Linked DNA regions of Homo sapiens: regions 1, 3 and 4 are each linked to region 2. A link is a contact called in ENCODE Hi-C or POLR2A ChIA-PET data. All regions are on one chromosome and are shown on one strand. The core of a region is the stretch at or near the end of the contact, and the rest is flanking DNA. Distances in the headings are between cores, read along the strand shown.

What was found. A loop is a pair of places that touch in the nucleus more often than their neighbours do. ChIA-PET counts read pairs that join two places held with the same protein, here RNA polymerase II (POLR2A). Pooled maps may share reads with other maps.
Region 1: a pooled map shows a loop between it and region 2 (7-fold over the local background). The contact joins the promoter of SUPT7L here to the promoter of WDR43 in region 2. A Hi-C loop is called at or near these places in 5 of 50 pooled maps.
Region 3: a loop to region 2 is called in a pooled map, with 12 times the contacts of the local background. The contact joins the promoter of GTF3C2 here to the promoter of WDR43 in region 2. A Hi-C loop is called at or near these places in 6 of 50 pooled maps.
Region 4: a map of B cell shows a loop between it and region 2 (36-fold over the local background). The contact joins the promoter of RBKS here to the promoter of WDR43 in region 2. A Hi-C loop is called at or near these places in 3 of 168 maps with a recorded cell type or tissue (B cell, CD8-positive, alpha-beta T cell and naive thymus-derived CD4-positive, alpha-beta T cell), 5 of 37 single-sample maps with no recorded cell type and 9 of 50 pooled maps. POLR2A ChIA-PET finds 5 or more read pairs at or near these places in 1 of 52 experiments (activated B cell).

What each region holds. Positions count from the first base shown.
Region 1 is chr2:27,662,065-27,666,313 of GRCh38, forward strand. It overlaps SUPT7L (SPT7 like, STAGA complex subunit gamma), which reads right to left and starts at 1,550. Exons shown (of 6, transcript NM_014860.3): 1 at 1,265-1,550; 2 at 115-217. The coding sequence starts at 128. SLC4A1AP (solute carrier family 4 member 1 adaptor protein) reads left to right here and starts at 1,825. Exons shown (of 14, transcript NM_018158.3): 1 at 1,825-2,513; 2 at 3,036-3,231. The coding sequence starts at 1,851.
Region 2 is chr2:28,892,127-28,896,181 of GRCh38, forward strand. WDR43 (WD repeat domain 43) reads left to right here and starts at 2,541. Exons shown (of 18, transcript NM_015131.3): 1 at 2,541-2,797. The coding sequence starts at 2,573. RefSeq lists silencers at 2,525-2,604, 2,745-2,804, 2,845-2,894, 2,915-3,034 and enhancers at 2,685-3,308, 3,135-3,234, 3,309-3,930.
Region 3 is chr2:27,355,057-27,359,159 of GRCh38, forward strand. GTF3C2 (general transcription factor IIIC subunit 2) reads right to left here and starts at 1,708. Exons shown (of 19, transcript NM_001035521.3): 1 at 1,683-1,708. It overlaps GTF3C2-AS2 (GTF3C2 antisense RNA 2), which reads left to right and starts at 1,709. Exons shown (of 4, transcript NR_183827.1): 1 at 1,709-1,800; 2 at 2,752-2,846; 3 at 3,829-4,103. RefSeq lists enhancers at 1,102-1,715, 1,229-1,508, 1,559-1,898, 1,716-2,329, 1,909-2,038.
Region 4 is chr2:27,888,903-27,893,069 of GRCh38, forward strand. It overlaps RBKS (ribokinase), which reads right to left and starts at 1,485. Exons shown (of 8, transcript NM_022128.3): 1 at 1,355-1,485. The coding sequence starts at 1,443. BABAM2 (BRISC and BRCA1 A complex member 2) reads left to right here and starts at 1,827. Exons shown (of 12, transcript NM_199191.3): 1 at 1,827-1,940. BABAM2-AS1 (BABAM2 antisense RNA 1) reads right to left here and starts at 2,212. Exons shown (of 1, transcript NR_028308.1): 1 at 554-2,212. RefSeq lists a silencer at 1,673-1,952.

The DNA.
Region 1 (4,249 bases), core at 300-2,799, 1.2 Mb before region 2:
GCTAGACTTACTCTTTTTAAAACTTAAATCAAATGGCTTCCCATTGCCTATTGGAAAAAGTCAGAATTCCTTGGCTTACCATTCAACAAAATTCACAATCTGGTTTCAACTCACCTTTGCAGATTCATTGTCCATATGTCTCTTCAAGTTCAACAAACATTTATCAAATGCCAGGCATTCTGTGTCGGTCAAAGACTGATAATGTGAGATCCTTGCCCTGAAGTGAGGAAGAGAAACAGAAGCAGAATATTTCAATATGAAACATGGTAAGTACTGTTCTAGAGGTATATGGACCTGGGGTACTGGAAGCACAAAGGAGGAGCTTCCTGGGTGAAATGACTACCTTTGTTCTAACAACATTATACTACTCAGTTTCTTGAGAATGCTGTACATTTCCACAATTGACACTTTCAGCTGTGAACTCTGCCAGAAATGCTCTGCCAACCTTGCACATCCCTGGCAGACTCATATTCATTTTTAAGTACAGCATAAGTCCCCACCGTCCGTCACTTCACCAGTGCATCTCCCTTTCTCTATTCTCACAGTGCTTTGCAAGTCTATGTCACAGCAGTTATCCTTGGATTTTAATTAGTACTTATCGCAATAGATTTTTTCTGCCCGTCTATTTCTTATGGCTGTGGTCTTGTTACAGGGCCAGGCACACAGAAATATCTGGCATTTGTTGAATGTTTACTATATGCCAGACTTCACCTTTTTTGTTTGTTTCTTTTTTGAGACAGGGTTTCACTCTGTAGCCCAGGCTGGAGTGCAGTGGTGCAGTCATGGTTCACTGCAGCCTCAACCTCCTGGGACCAAGCAATCCTCCCACCTCAGCCTCTGGAGTAGCTGGGACTACAGGCGCGCACCATCAAACCTGGATTTTTTCTTTTTTTTTTTTTTTTTTGGCGAGACAGGGTCTCGCCATGTTGCCCAGCCTCCTCTGGAACTCCTGGGCTCAAGCAATCCTCCCGCCTCAGCCTCCCAAAATGTTGGGATTACAGGCATGAGCCACCGGTCTGGCTGGCCTTTATTGTTTGATTCAATTCTTCCAACAACCCTATGAGGCTAATAATCTTATCCCCATTTTTCAGAGTGAGGGCTGAGGCCTAGTGTCTTGCCCAATGTCACAAATGGCGAGGTCAAAAATCGACAGTCTCCAGAGTCTGCTCTCTTAACCACTTAACTATTCTGCCTTAATAATTTCAGAAAAAAAATAAATGAATGAACGAAATAACAAAAAAGTCGCCCTCTTCCCTTACTTTACCGAAAGGAGCACGAAGAACAGGCACGGAGCCCAAGGAATGCCCAAGTCCCTCCAGGGGTTTCCTCGGTCACGGTCCGCCGGCGCAGGCGCCAATCACAGGGTCCTGAGGTCGCCTGACGTTCAGGGCAGCCGGAAGACGGGGAGGTCTGGACCTGAACCGAGACAAGGAGGTACCACACTATTCACTGCTGCGTCGCAGAGCGGGCTGGGCGGCTGTCTGGACCTCGAGAGGCCTGAGGCAAGGATCGCGTCAGACCCCGAAAGCTGGTTTGTTGATTAGTGATCTAAGACCGCCGGAAGCGCTTCTTCTCAATCAAGCTATGCAACAGGAAGTCATTACGATCCCGTTGTAACCTCTAAATATGTCCCCGTTCTGCACAGCATCCCGATAACCGTTTTGTTTTTCTCATATTATGACCTTCTCATGTTAGCACCACTTCGCAACGCTCCAGGTCGTGAAGGAGCAACTTCACCATCGCCGCCTACAGACGCCACTGGGAGCTTGGGAGAGTGGGACGTGGACAGGAACGTAAAGACCGAAGGGTGGGTTTCGAAGGAGCGGATTTCGAAGTTGCACCGGTTGAGGATGGCTGACATTCTCTCTCAGTCAGAGACCCTGGCGTCGCAAGACCTCAGTGGGGACTTCAAGAAGCCAGCTCTGCCGGTGTCCCCAGCGGCGCGGAGTAAGGCCCCGGCCAGCAGTTCTTCAAACCCTGAGGAGGTACAGAAGGAAGGGCCCACTGCGTTGCAGGACTCCAATTCTGGGGAGCCCGACATCCCTCCTCCTCAGCCGGACTGCGGTGATTTTAGGAGTCTACAGGAGGAGCAGTCGCGCCCCCCGACAGCGGTTTCTTCCCCTGGCGGTCCAGCCCGGGCTCCCCCCTACCAAGAGCCTCCATGGGGTGGCCCTGCCACAGCCCCCTACAGCTTAGAGACCCTGAAGGGCGGCACTATCCTTGGCACCCGTAGCTTGAAAGGGACGAGTTACTGCCTTTTCGGGAGGCTGTCTGGCTGCGACGTGTGCCTGGAGCACCCTTCGGTGTCTCGGTACCACGCAGTGCTGCAGCACAGGGCGTCCGGCCCTGACGGAGAATGCGACAGCAACGGGCCGGGCTTCTACCTCTACGATCTGGGAAGCACCCATGGCACTTTTCTCAACAAAACTCGCATCCCACCTCGCACCTACTGTCGAGTCCACGTTGGGCATGTTGTTCGCTTTGGAGGCAGCACCCGGCTCTTTATCCTGCAGGTAGGTAGAAAAACCTAGAATTGAAATTTCGGGTTCATTGGACTGCGTTCTTGTGCTTCTTAAGCTTTGGATGAGGAAGAAGAATCTCCCACTCAGCGATTACGAAAGTGAAGGAATCAAGTCTGGCCTATCATCTTCAGACGGCTGTACACATTGCTATATTTCTGAAAGTCATGTTCACAATCCCGAACTCTAAAATAACTTGTTTGGCCAGGCGCGGTGGCTCGCGCCTGTAATCCCAACACTTTGGGAGGCCCAGGCGGGAGGATCGCTTTAGCCCAGGAGTTTGAGAGGAGGCTGGGCAACATGGCAAGACCCTGTCTCTTAAAAAAAAAAAAAAAAATTAGCCAGGCATCATGGTCCCAGCTGCTCAGGAGGCTGAGGTGGGAGGATCACCTGAGCCCAGGAGGTCAAGGCTGCAGTGAGGTGTATTACAGCCACTGCACTCCAGTCCAGCCTAGGCGACAGAGCAAGACCCTGTCTCTAAATAAATAAATAACCTTTTTTTCCTTGGTTCATCAGGGACCAGAGGAAGACCGAGAGGCAGAATCCGAGTTAACAGTAACACAGTTGAAGGAATTGCGCAAGCAGCAGCAAATATTGTTGGAGAAGAAGATGCTAGGAGAAGACTCAGATGAAGAAGAGGAAATGGATACCTCTGAAAGGAAGATAAATGCTGGTAGCCAAGATGATGAGATGGGTTGCACCTGGGGAATGGGTAAGAAATTAAAATTGCTGCCGGAGGTTAATATTTTAAGTTCATTACAAGTGGTACCCTTAAATGTTTTTTTAAATCATACAGCTTTTCATGGCTCCTTGAGATAGATAGGGCAAACACAATTTGCACATGAGGTAACCAAAACCCAGAGAGATTCACTGACTTTACTGTTGTAAAGAAATTGACTTATAGGCACTTTGGATTTTTTAAAAATTTATTTTTAATGCACTCTCTTGTTCAAAACTTGTCCTAAGCATAAAATTATTATTTTTACAATTCTAAAATTTTATATTTATTAAGTACTGACCTTGTGCTATGTGATTATCATTGGAGGGGATGGAACTCTATTCAATCAAATAAATGGGATGTTATTCAATATAGGATATTCTCTTGAATTTTTTGTACTTTGTGAAGATATCCTGAAATGTGGAATATCTAATCAGATAAAGCTGGTCCCTTAGCCAAAATAATAAACTTTCTTTAACACCAGATATTTTAGAAAATGGATATTCAGGAGATGGGAGTATAAAAAGGTAGAAGATGGCATTAATATATAGTTGGGAAGATAGGAAAAATTATGAAATTACTTGTGCTAAGTGCCAAACAAAAGCTAGAAACCATAAGTATGCTAGAGTGAAAGTTTGGAGAAGAGAGAACAGTCACTGGGGACTTAGACCTGTGTTGTCTGATATGGTAGCCACTAGCCACATGTGGTTACTGAGCACTTGCAGTGTGGCTAGTTGCAATTGATGTGTGCTGTAAATGCAAAATACACACTGAATTTCAAAGACTTAGTCTGAAAAAAAGAATGTAAAATATCTCTTTCATGATATTTTTATATTGATGACATGTTGAAATGACAATAATTTTACCTGTTTCCTTTTAATTTTTTAATGTGGCTAATAGAAAATTTAAGATGACGCATACAGCTGTCATTATATTTCTGTTGGACAGCACTGACTTAGATCTTTGGGAAACTTAATTTTTTTTATTTTAGTAGAGATGGGGTTTCACCATA
Region 2 (4,055 bases), core at 1,291-3,790:
GTTTATTATGTGCTTCCCTGATTAGAATGTCAGCTTCATGAAAGCAGGAATCTTGTCTCTCATGATCACTGGTAGATTCCTGGTACCCTAAAACAGTGCCTGGCACATAGCAGGCATTCAGTTTGTTTGAGTAACTGAATGAATCCAAGTGCCAAATTAGATGTCTCAAATTTAGCATTCCCAGACTAAAGACACTATCATCTTCTTGCACAAAAATCTTCCAGGATTCACTATCCTAAGTGAATTGGGTCACCAACCAGTCTCTCCCTGTAAAAGCTCAATGAGTAATCCTTGGCCGTTTCTCTATCTCTCCCTTGGCCACTTGAAATCCGGCTCATTGTACATAATAAACACTCTTGAAACTTCCTTGCATCGCTATTTCTCCAAGCCACTCACCATCATCTCCACCTGGGGTTTCGAGCCTCCAACCTAGCTTCCTTCTAATACATTCATTACACTGTCTCCATGTAATCTTTCTAAAATGCAAATATTGGTCAGGCACAGTGGTTCACGCCTATAATCCCAGAACTTTGGGAAGCTGAGGCGGGCAGATTACTTAAGGTCAGGAGTTCCAGACAAGCCTGGCCAACATGGTGAAACCCCATCTCTAATAAAAATACAAAAACTAGCCAGGCGTGGTGGCACACGCCTGTAATCCCAGCTACTTGGGAGGCTGAGGCAGGAGAATCACTTGAACCGGAAGGTGGAGGTTGCAGTGAGCTGAGATTGTGCCACTGCACTCCAGTCTGGGCAGAGTGAGACTCTGTCTCAAAACACAAAAACAAACAAGAAAACAATAAAATGCAAATCTTACCATGCTGCTCCGTAGCTGTAAAAGCTTGAGCCTTCCCATGGCCATGAGAGTGGTTTTTATCTTTCCTGGCAGGCAATAGGCTCTGTGTGGGCTGAACAGTACCTAGCATTCCTTGAATTAGAATGCATTGATTTGGTGAATATTTAGGAGAAATATAAAAATCTACCCTTTATTTTTTGGATACAGGATCTCACTATGTCACCCAGGGTAGAGTGCAGTGGAGCAGTCATAGCTCACTGTAGCCTCGACCTCGTGGGCTCAAGCCATCCTCCTCCCTCAGCCTCCAGACTATGGGCGTGTGCCTAAAAATGTCTATTTGATGTAGCAACATGAGATAAATCTGGAGAAACAGGAGGGAATAGTTGTTCCGATCATTACTTTTACATTATTATAACTGAATACATTGTTATTTTGTAAATGATTACAGCCTGGAATTGAATAGGGGGAAACGGAAGCAGTTGTTACAATCATTATCAATTTGAAAGTGAAGACTTCTTTTCTCTCTCTTTTTTTTTGAGACAGTCTCGCTCTGTCACCTAGACTGGAGTGCAGTGGCGTGGCGATTTCGGCTCACTGCAACCTCCACCTCCCGGGTTCAAGGAGTCTCCTGCCTCAGTCTCCCGAGTAGCTGGGACTACAGGCACACACCACCACACCCGGCTAATTTTAGTATTTTTAGTAGAGACAAGGTTTCGCCATTTTGCCTAGCTTGGTCTCGAACTCTGACCTCGGGCGATCTGCCCGCCTCGGCCTCCCAAAGTGGGATTATAGGTGTAAGCCACCGCGCTCGGCTGAAGATTTCCTTCAAACCTTTCGTTCTACCTTATCATTTTCTTTAAAGTTTTAAAAAATTGTTATTTATTTATTATTTATTTTTTTAAGACGGAGTTTCACTCTTGTTGCCCGGAGTATAATGGCGCGATCTCGGCTCACAGCAACCTCCATCTCCCGAGTTCAAGCGATTCTCCTGCCTCAGCCTCTCGAGTAGCTGGGATTACAGGCGTGCGCCACACGCCTGGCTATTTTTTTTTTTTTTTTTTTTTTTTTTTTTTTTTTGAGACGAGTCTCGCTCTGTCGCCCAGGCTGGAGTGCAGGGGCGCGATCTCGGCTCACTGCAATCTCCGCCTCCCGGGTTCAACCAATTCTCTGCCTCAGCCTCCCGAGTGGCTGGGATTACATACAGGTGCCAACCACCAAGCCCGGCTAATTTTTTTGTATTTTTAGTAGAGACGAGGTTTCATCATCTTGGCCAGGCTGGTCTTGAACTCCTGACCTTATGATCCACCCGCCTCGGCCTCCCAAAGTGCTAGGATTACAGGCGTGAGCCACCGCGCCCAGCCCACGGCTAATTTTTTTATTTTTAGTAGAGACGGGGGTTTCTACATGTTGGTCAGGCTGGTCTCGAACTCCGACCTCAGGGGATCCGCCCACTTCGGCCTCCCAAAGTGCTGTGATTACAGGCGTGAGCCACCGCGCCCGGCCCCCCCCCTTTTTTTTTTTTTTTAAAGGAACAGGACTTGATCTTAATTCTACAATTACTTTCTCCCATACTCCCACTCCCGCCCAGAACAAGATAGCGACAGGCCCTAGCGGGCCACCGTCCACAGGGCGGATCCGCCAGAAGCTCTCCTGCGACGCGAAGATCCACTCCCTGAGCCCCCGGCGCTCCCTCCGCCTCACTTCCTCCTCCAGGCTCCGCCCCGCGCCGGTGCGCCTGCGCACGGACGAACACGTGGCTGCAGCGGGGCCAGAGCAGCAATGGCGGCGGGCGGCGGCGGTAGCTGCGACCCCCTGGCCCCTGCTGGGGTCCCTTGCGCCTTCTCCCCGCACAGCCAGGCCTACTTCGCTTTGGCCTCTACCGACGGTCACTTACGAGTATGGGAGACGGCCAACAACCGGCTGCACCAGGAGTACGTGCCTTCCGCGCACCTCAGTGGTACCTGCACCTGTCTGGCCTGGGCGCCAGCGCGGCTGCAGGCCAAGGTAAAGCGAGCGGGACTGCGCGGGGCGGGCGCCTTCCCGGGCTCGGCTTCGGGCCTCCGGGCCGGGTGGCGCGTGGTCCGGCATCGCGCGTGGCTCTCAGCGGCCCGGGCCAGAAGGCTTGGAGGCGGCGTCGGCGCGTTCAGGGCCCAAGCCGCCAGCCCCGCGTGCGGCCTGCCGCGAGGGCAGTGAGGGAGGGCGCAGCTCGACCCGGCCGGCCTCGTATCCGAGCCCTGCCGGCTGGCCCAATGAGGCCTGGGCCCCACTGTTGACGGGCAGCCATGTTCGCCAAGTCCCCTGGTCCCCCTGGGGCGGCTTCCTTCTGCCGGGCCTTGGCTCATCAGAGTTCTGGTTTTTGACAGAGCCCCATCTTGGGACTATCTAACTTTCCTCTGTCTGTGATCCGGCTCATCAGTTTTGCACTGGGCAGTTGGTATGGACTAGTCTGTACTTGCTTCCGGACCTTCCCCCTCCTGCCCCCCCTTTGGGTGCCGGCTCACCACGTGTTCTCGTCCCCGTCCAGGTTGTGGGACTCTCAACTCTTAACTTTTGCCTTTCCCAGGCACCTCTACATTCTCAGCTTTTTGAACTCACTGCTTTTTGATTTTAACATCTGCTCGCCCCTCCCGCCCCGCTTTCAAGCCGATCACACTGCTCCCCACCCACCCCAATCTGAAGTCTGTATTAGGATGTGGAGGTTAAGTGAAGTAGTAGCTTGATTTAGTGAATGTTTTATGAGTGCAGATGAAATTACCCTTAGATGGAAAACTGCCGAGTTAGGCAGAGCTTTTCATTGTTAGGGACCCGTGTCAGGTAAATGCCTTTCACTGTTGAGTCACTCAGCTACATCTCTCTAACTCAGCATGCACGTGGTTATTGCGTTTACAGAGTAGCCAAACCGAATCACTGCAAAGTGATTTGGAAACATCAGGTATCCTGAGGTGTGTGATGTGAGCTGTTTCAATGTGGAGAACTGTAAAAGCTATTTAGGATCTTACTCTCTCTGACGACCTGGGAAGCCTGCTAAATTTTTGGGTTGGGAAAAGGGATACATATAAGTTGCTATACTTTGGGCATGTTTAGATATTTTTCAAATTTTAAGCTACATTTTCATAGTTTATCCTGTTGATTCATAAAATAAACCTATCAGGGCTTATAAGTCAAACATAAAACTAAAAAAAAAATCAGTTTTTATTGTTAAAATTACAGCGCTCTGCTTATCTTTTATTTTCAAAGTTTTCTGTGGTTGTATTTTAACAGT
Region 3 (4,103 bases), core at 458-2,957, 1.5 Mb before region 2:
ATGTATATTAGTACCCATTTTATCATACCGTTACTGATCTTTTTAATTTTCGCCAATCTGATAGGTGAAAGAATTCTTCCCCACTCTATTTATTTGCACTGATAATAATTGGTGTCAGCAACTTCTTTCTATATATTGGACATCCATATGACTTTTATGAATTGCCTGTACATATAATTTGCCTGGCCGGGCACGGTGGCTCACGCCTGTAATCCCAGCACTTTAGGAGGCCGAGGTGGGCGGATAACGAGGTCACAAGTTCGAGACCAGCCTGACCAACATGGTAAAACCCCGTCTCTACTAAAAATACAAAAGTAGCCGGGCATGGTGGCACGCGCCTGTAATTCCAGCTACTCAGGAGGCTGAGGCAGGAGAATCGCTTGAACCCGGGAGGCGGAGGTTGCAGTGAGCCGAGATCACGCCACTGCACTCCAGCCTGGGCAACAAGAACAAAACTCCGTATCAAAAAAAAAAAAAATACACTTCTCATGGAAGGCAGCAGCAGGATGTAATGGTACAAATTCTGGATACACAGTAAAGGAATAGATGATCAGTAAATTCGTACTGAGTTTCTAAAACCTTCCATTGCACCCCAATCTGTCTGGTTCCCATGCTGCTCCAGGATGCCAGCTTGACCTCCCCAGCCAAGAAAAAATAATGACACAACACTGCACCTTAAGTATGAAATTACTTTGAATACACTGCTTAGCTTAATATATTGTTTCCTAAAGTGTTCCTAGGGTACAACTGGCGGTATGCAAGATGATTTTAATGGTACGAAAACGAACATTTTAATGACTAGTGCTTTTATTTCAACTTACATAAACAATTATAAGTAGCCCATGAAACCCACGGTTTCATTTATATTGCTTAGGTCGAGACTAATGCATTTAAACTTTTTAAGTAAGTCAATTTAAAGAGAACTATTCAGAAAACAATAGTACAATTGATAAGAGATTGCAAAAATAGTGATGGCACGGGATTGACTTAAAATTGTATATGCCTCTGGAACAAAGAGGTTTGTCCATACCCTATACATCCCTCCAACAAAGTGAGTTGCCTCCGACGGAGTTGAAGTCGCCACCTCTGACTTCCCCAACAGGCAGCCAACTTGCCACGGGACAAAAGGACTAGACAGGGAAACACAACTGGCCCTTGGTTACGCCAATGGCGTTGCAGCGCGCGGGGCACAACCCTCGGGGTTAAAGAGCCTCCTCGAGGAAGAGGCTGGGACACAGCTGAAAGAGATTGACCCACAACCACTCTAGGGGCCATCACCTGCCCTTCTTCAGTCCTGGGCGTGAAGGTAGATTTCTCCCCTAGCCTGTGCGGGAGAGGAGCCCTGGTTTTTCTAACAAGGACTACTGTAGGTTCGCCGAGTTCGAGGGACGCTACGTATGCAGCGCCTACGCCCGGACACAGGCTTCCGCGTTACCGACACCGCGTGGGGGAGGAGGGCAAGACCCGAGGCTTGCAGAGATGGGGGGTGCACGGTGGCCACAGTAGGGAAGGTGCGGAGCATGATGGTGCTCTGTAGGAGCGCAGACGCTGAAAGGCGCGCTGCTGTGGCTGGGAGAAGAGCGGAGCCAGGAGTTTGTTCCCAATATCTTAGTGCTATGGCAAAAGAAGGGGGAGGAGTAATTGTGGGGCCCCCCACACACCCGCTGCGGCGATACACTCACCCTCGCCAAAGTCCTTCCGGAAGTCTAAGTTCGAAGATGGCGCCGCCTGTCTGGTCGCGGTCTTATGACGAAATCTTGTTAGCTGCTCTTCACTGACGCCCCCACCCCAGTGCACAAGGTAAACACGTGTGCTTGGTCCGGAGTCGGTGCCGGGCTAGTTTTCTCTTAGACTCTGTATTCCATAATGCAGCGCGGCCAGAGTCACCGAGCCCTCCGAAGCCAGCCGAGTTCCAGGGCGTCTTCAGCGGCGCCAGGGACGCTGCAGGGCCTCATGGGAGTTGCAGTGTCAAAAAGGGGAGATCGACGCCTGCGCGGCCAACGGGATCCCACGCGGCCTCGACGGGAGCCGGGAGTAGGCGGACTCCCAGGCCGGGCTCGCGCTCTGGATCCCTGAATCCGGCCTTTCCGGCCGGACTGCCGCGCCTGTGGCCGGAAGAGCCAGCTAGACCAGAGAGTCTGTACCTGCAACCCTGGCGGCGTCCGAGCCCAAGGCGGAGTCTGGGAGACAAAGAAGTCCTCGCCGCCGGCCGCTGGAGGATTCTGCCAGTAGTGAAGTCAGGGATGGGCCCGAGAGAGCTTGGAAAGAGGACAAGGAAGGGAAGGAGTAGGAGTAGAAAAGCATGACTTTGGCTGGGTATGGTAGCTCCTGTCTGTAATCCCAGCACTTTGGGAGGCCAAGGCGGGGGAGGATCACTTGAGCCCAGGAATTCGATACCAGCCTGGGCAACATAGTGAGACCCCGTTTTTATTTTTATTTTTATTTTTTCCTGAGATGGAGTCTTGCTCTGTCCCCAGGCTGGAGTGCAGTGGCGCGATCTCGGCTCACTGCAAACTCCGCCTCCCGGGTTCAAGCAATTGTCCTGCCTCAGCCTCCCGAGTAGCTGAGATTACAGGCGCCCGCCACCAAGCCCGGATAATTTTTGTCTTTTTAGTAGAGAAGGGGTTTCACTATGTTGGCCAGGCTGGTCTCGAACTCCTGACCTTGTGATACGCCTGCCTCAGCCTCCCAAAGTGCTGGGATTACAGGCATGAGCCACCGCGCCCGGCCTAATTTTTTAATTTTTTCTAGAGATGGGGTCTCGTTATGTTGACCAGGCTGGTCTTGAACACCTGACCTGAAGTGATCCTCTTGCCTCAGCCTCCCATAGTGCTGCGATCACAGGTGTAAGTCACTGAGTTTGGCCATTATTCCATTTCTGTACACAAAAACCTTTCTCATTCTGTGCTATAACTAGTTAGCATTTAATTGGGTGGATGTGGTATAACTAGTGCCTTGTTGATATTGATGCATATTTACATGGTTTTGCTGTTATAAACAATGGTCCCTTGCTATTATAAATCACACTGCTATAAGTAACCTTGCATCTAAATTACTTCAAATGTGTAACTATATGGGTAGGATAATTTCTAGAAGTGGAATTGTGAACCAAAGTTTTAGGTGCATTTGTAATTTTGATTTATAACCAATCTTTTCACTGATCTACTTCTCTGCCTCTAATTTCTACTAGGTGTTTGTTTGTTTGTTTGTTTGTTTTGAGACAGGGTCTTGCTCTGTCACCCAGGCTGGAGGACAGTGGTGCAATCACGGCTCACTGCAGCCTCAACCTGCCACCTCAGCCTCCTGAATAGTTGGGGTGTGTGGCAGGTGTATACCACCACTTCCAGGTTTTTTTGTTGTTGTTGTTTAATAGAGATGAGGTCTTGCTATATTGCCCAGGCAGGTCTCACACTACTGAGCGCAAGCGATCCTCCTGCCTATGCCTCCCAAAGTGCTGGGATTACAGGTGTGAGTTGCCATGCCTGGCCCGGTTATCTTTCTAAAGCATAAAGCAACCCTGTTGATCCTCTGCTTAATTTTGATGATTAAGTAGTATGTTCAAAATATAGAAATCCATGTATTGATAATGATCTTTTAAAAAAAGTAAAAGCCAAAATATCAGCTACTCATCCTACACCATTGAAAGTAGTGACCATTAAACTGCTCTACCTCTACCTCCACCTCTCTACCTCTCTACCTCTCTACCTCTACCTCTACCCACGGTCTCCCTCTCTTTCCATGGTCTCCCTCTCATGTGGAGCCGAAGCTGGACTGTACTGCTGCCATCTCGGCTCACTGCAACCTCCCTGCCTGATTCTCCTGCCTCAGCCTGCCGAGTGCCTGCGATTGCAGGCACGCGCTGCCACGCCTGACTGGTTTTGGTGGAGACGGGGTTTCGCTGTGTTGGCCGGGCCGGTCTCCAGCCCCTAACCGCGAGTGATCCGCCAGCCTCGGCCTCCCGAGGTGCCGGGATTGCAGACGGAGTCTCGTTCACTCAGTGCTCAATGGTGCCCAGGCTGGAGTGCAGTGGCGTGATCTCGGCTCGCTACAACCTACACCTCCCAGCCGCCTGCCTTGGCCTCCCAAAGTGCCGAGATTGCAGC
Region 4 (4,167 bases), core at 235-2,734, 1.0 Mb before region 2:
CTTCAACAAATGTCTCCAACTAGATTCAATTTTATGCTCTGTCACCAAAGGAAAGTATTTTTATCTTGGCACAGTGTCTGACAGAATAGTTCTAATATTTGTGGAAAAATAAAGGTCATTGGTATTTAAAATTCTTTTGTTGCTTCTTCTCGTTACACAGTCTCCTACTCATCCTCAAGTTTTCGTCAGTCACTATAACTGCCTCTAGCAGTCTCTTCTCTAACTCCCACCTTTCTAATCTCAGTGGAAATTTGGTAACACAGCTTATAAATATTTTAAGGTAAGGTTAAATTGGTTACATGAAGACCCTAGACCTATTTTCTGAGTAGAATACAGGTGGTTTGGTGCAGCAATTTGGTGACTTATTTTGATTGTCCCAAAGCCTTTTTGTTTAGTTCCACGTTCTCTATTACCCTTTGGAAAAGCAACATTTCAGGACGAATGAGGTGTTACTGTAGCATACCTGATCATTTTTATAACACAAAGTAGCATTACAACTGAAAAGATATTCATCAAAAGACTGAACTGCAGTAATTGGAGTGGTAGGATTTTCTTGGAATATCTGAATTTATTACTAATTTTACAGTGAACATACATTACTTTTGTAATCAGAAAAGCTACCTTAATTTAAAAAAAAGAAAAATCAGAAGGATCTGTCTACTCAATCTTACTGACCTAACTCAACAATTTTCATTTGGCATATTTTCTATCATAATTTGATCATCGTTTTCAGAGGTTGTAAATACTGTGTTTATGTTTTTATTTTGATTCATACTTGGCTTGCTGAAAAATACGCTGTAAATATAAAATACTGCAGTAATGCCGACAATCAACATGGTGAAAGGTGACAGTCTTTTTGATTTCTGCTCAACTCATTATTTTATACAATAAGCTCAGACGAATAATACCCAATTTGGATAATGTTACGCTTGACAAAACACTTTACTTCATTTAGTCCTCACAACAACCCTGTGAGGTAGGCACATTCTCGGAGGTAAAATGACGTGGGCAAAGTTCCCTGGCTCGTTTGGGGAAAGGCTCAGCAGCCGGGCCAAGAAAGGTCTTTGGGGGCGCAAGTCTTTGGAGGGCAGGTCTTTGGGGAGCGCTTTGAGTAATATTAGAGCTTTCACTAAACCCTGGCCTATTACGTCCCCTCCCCTGAGATTTACCTTTATATACTCAAGTTCTTTCATGCCAGGAAGGTAGGCTGAAGGCTTCGAAAACCTGCAGCTCATACCCAAAGCTAGCACTGTCTATCCCTGGAGACCCAGCGCCCAAAAGCTCCACTGGGCGCATAGCGCACGGCACGCCTCCTCCCCCGAGCCGCAGACTGAGTAACTGGCCCCGGACTAACCTGACCAGGTCGGTCATGCAGGAGCCCACCACTACCACCGCCGCCACCTCCTCTTGCCACTGCCTCTGGGGTTCCCCAGACGCCGCCATCGCTCAAAGGTGCTGCTGTCCAACCTGGACGGTGACCTCTGCCCTTTGCCCGACCCCGTAACCAGAGACGCCACTCCTGCCCTCCCTAACGACGCGGGCCTTTCAGACGCCTACGCGGGTCGCCCACCTGACTGCCCGAAATCACCCCGCCCACCAAGTGTCCCCTCTTCTTCCTGGAATAGTCTCGGTGCACAGCCTCACGTAACAGGGCCCTCCTGATATGGCGAGACTCCGCGCTCCTCGTCACTCACGGGGCAGGCGCTGAGGAAGGAACTGTCAGGCACCGCGGGGACGCCTTTCCGAGCGCCCGGCTCGGCGCGGCGCGGGGGCGCGCACGCCGCCCAGCTTCGGGGCCGCAGAGGGGGCGGGGCGGGACGTCCGGGGAGTGCGCACGCATCCTGCCCGCGGCGCGCGCGCAGGTCGGTGCGTCTGTCGGGGGCGCGCTCGGGTACCTGTACCCCACGTAGTCGCCGGTTACCGATCGGACTAAGTTCCAGGTACCTGGACTGGGGCTGGTGCGGGGAGGTTGGATCCCGAGTCGCACAGGTGGCGTGGAGAACTGTGGTTTAAATATGGCCAGGGGACTCGCCTCCTCTTCCTATGGAGAAGGCCCCCGTTCCAAAGATGCCCTTCTCATCCCCATCACGCTGATTCCCTCAAGAACGAGCCCCCAAGGCCAGAGGCGTCTCTTTCTCCATATCTGGCCCATCCCCTGGTTCCTGTAAACCCCGAGTATTAGTTCCTTGTTGCCTGATGAGGGGAATCATACAGTTTGGAAGAGGGGAGAGTGTCCCTTTTTAAGACGTCCCCTAGAGTGGGGTGGTCATTCTTCGGGTCTGAGCTAACTTGTTTTTCTCGAATGTTGCCCCTTGGGGGAAATTGCTTCCCCAGTGTAACTTCCCTCGTGCGCTGTATGACGTCGACGTGACGCAGCAGGATGCCACCCCTTTCCGTTCCATGACGTCAGCAGGGCACATGTTTCCGTGTTTGTCATCTCATTTTAATTGCAAGAACCTGGATGGTGCTTTAGACGTCTTTGTAATCCCCAGGCCTCTCATCAAAGGACCTTTTGTAACTTTATTTTGGGGTAGCAGACCCTTGCAAAAATTGTAATTTTGCATTTTCCTTTTGCAATACGTCAAAATCAGGAAATACAAATTGCAGTAGTAGTATTCAGGGGACTCTGACCACCGTAAATATTTGTATATCTGGGGTGTATTATAGTGCTGCCATGCGTAAGAGTTACTACCGGTGGTGACTCCCTGTCCATGTACCCGGTTCACTGCACCAAAGGACCAGTGTTTTTGGCTAAGTGACTTCTGATTTTGGAGTCATTGTGTTCCACTCCCCACCCCCCGCCCTTTTTTTTTAGAGAAGTCACACCTCCTCATGGTTGAAATAGATTTTAATACTGCGTGAAACCTTGCACTGTTAAAACATAGTATTATGGCTGCCCTGGAAATAGAATTCATTCCCTCAGGTGTCATCCTAAAGTCACGACCGTTGCTGAATTAGAATGTATTGTTGTCACTTAGTATGGTTTGGCTTCTAGAGCAAGGCTGTTCCCTTTAACATTTGACTAGTGAATCACTCAGACCAGGTTCAGCAGTAGGTCAGCAATAGTCCAGTTTGTTTTTAGTGGTAAAGCAATCATTTGTTTAAATTTTTACTTTTTGTCTGTTCACATTTTATAAGATATACGCTTTACAAAATCACCTTGATGCTTTTCTCTTTGGTGATAGAAGTTATCAATGTTTATTTGAGAGAAAGATGGGTATAGTGGACTTGGAGAATCCGGATTTGGATTCTGATCCTCCAGCTTCCAACATTCAACAAGTTATTTTATTTTGCTGAGCTTTAATTTTCTATTTGTCAAGTTTCTTTAGCTTCCACTTGTCAAATGGGAACAATTATTGTTCTCAGGGAACAGAGTTGGGGAAATGTAAATGAAATTACAGATAGAGATGAGTAATATAATGCCTGATAATGGGTAGATAGGTGTCTAGAATGTGTTGGTTCTGTTTCCTTCTTTTGTAGAAGCAAGAGATAAAGTAATAATGGGTACTGTGGGGAAAAACACAGAAGAACAATTCGGTAATATAGGTGAGACCCTTTTGCTTTTTTATAAGATAGGTATATTTGTACTTAGCATATGACTTTGATAAGCATCCCTTCAAGAATTGTGACATAGACATGAAGGTGGAAATGTTGGCGAATAGAAAAAAATAGGCTTCAAAATTATGATGTGGATTAGTATACTGTTCAGAATCAAATTATAATAATTACCCATATTATCTGCAAACTGGGAATTAAAATTCCTTACTACCTCAGGCTTGTGAAGATCAACTGCAGTAATATATATGGACGCTCCTTGTAAGTGATAAAATGTTTAAAAAAGTACATGATTTTTATGATTGGTAGTACAGTGTTAGATGTTTAGTCTTACTTTGAAATGAGAGACTAGTCGGGGGGCGGTCATCTGTTAAGCGGTCAGAAGAAGAGCTTGTTTTATATTTACAAAAAGGATGATTTTAGAACTGAAGTATGAATATAAAGGTGTTAATCTCGAAGATACTTCTGGTTGTCATCACTATATAGGGTCAAAGTGTTCTTATTTTTTGAGCTATCAAATTAGCAAATAAATTTATTACTTACTATCTGAAATAATAAACTGAAACAGGTTTTAATTTTCAACATTTATTTTAGCAAGGACTTGTAAGTTTT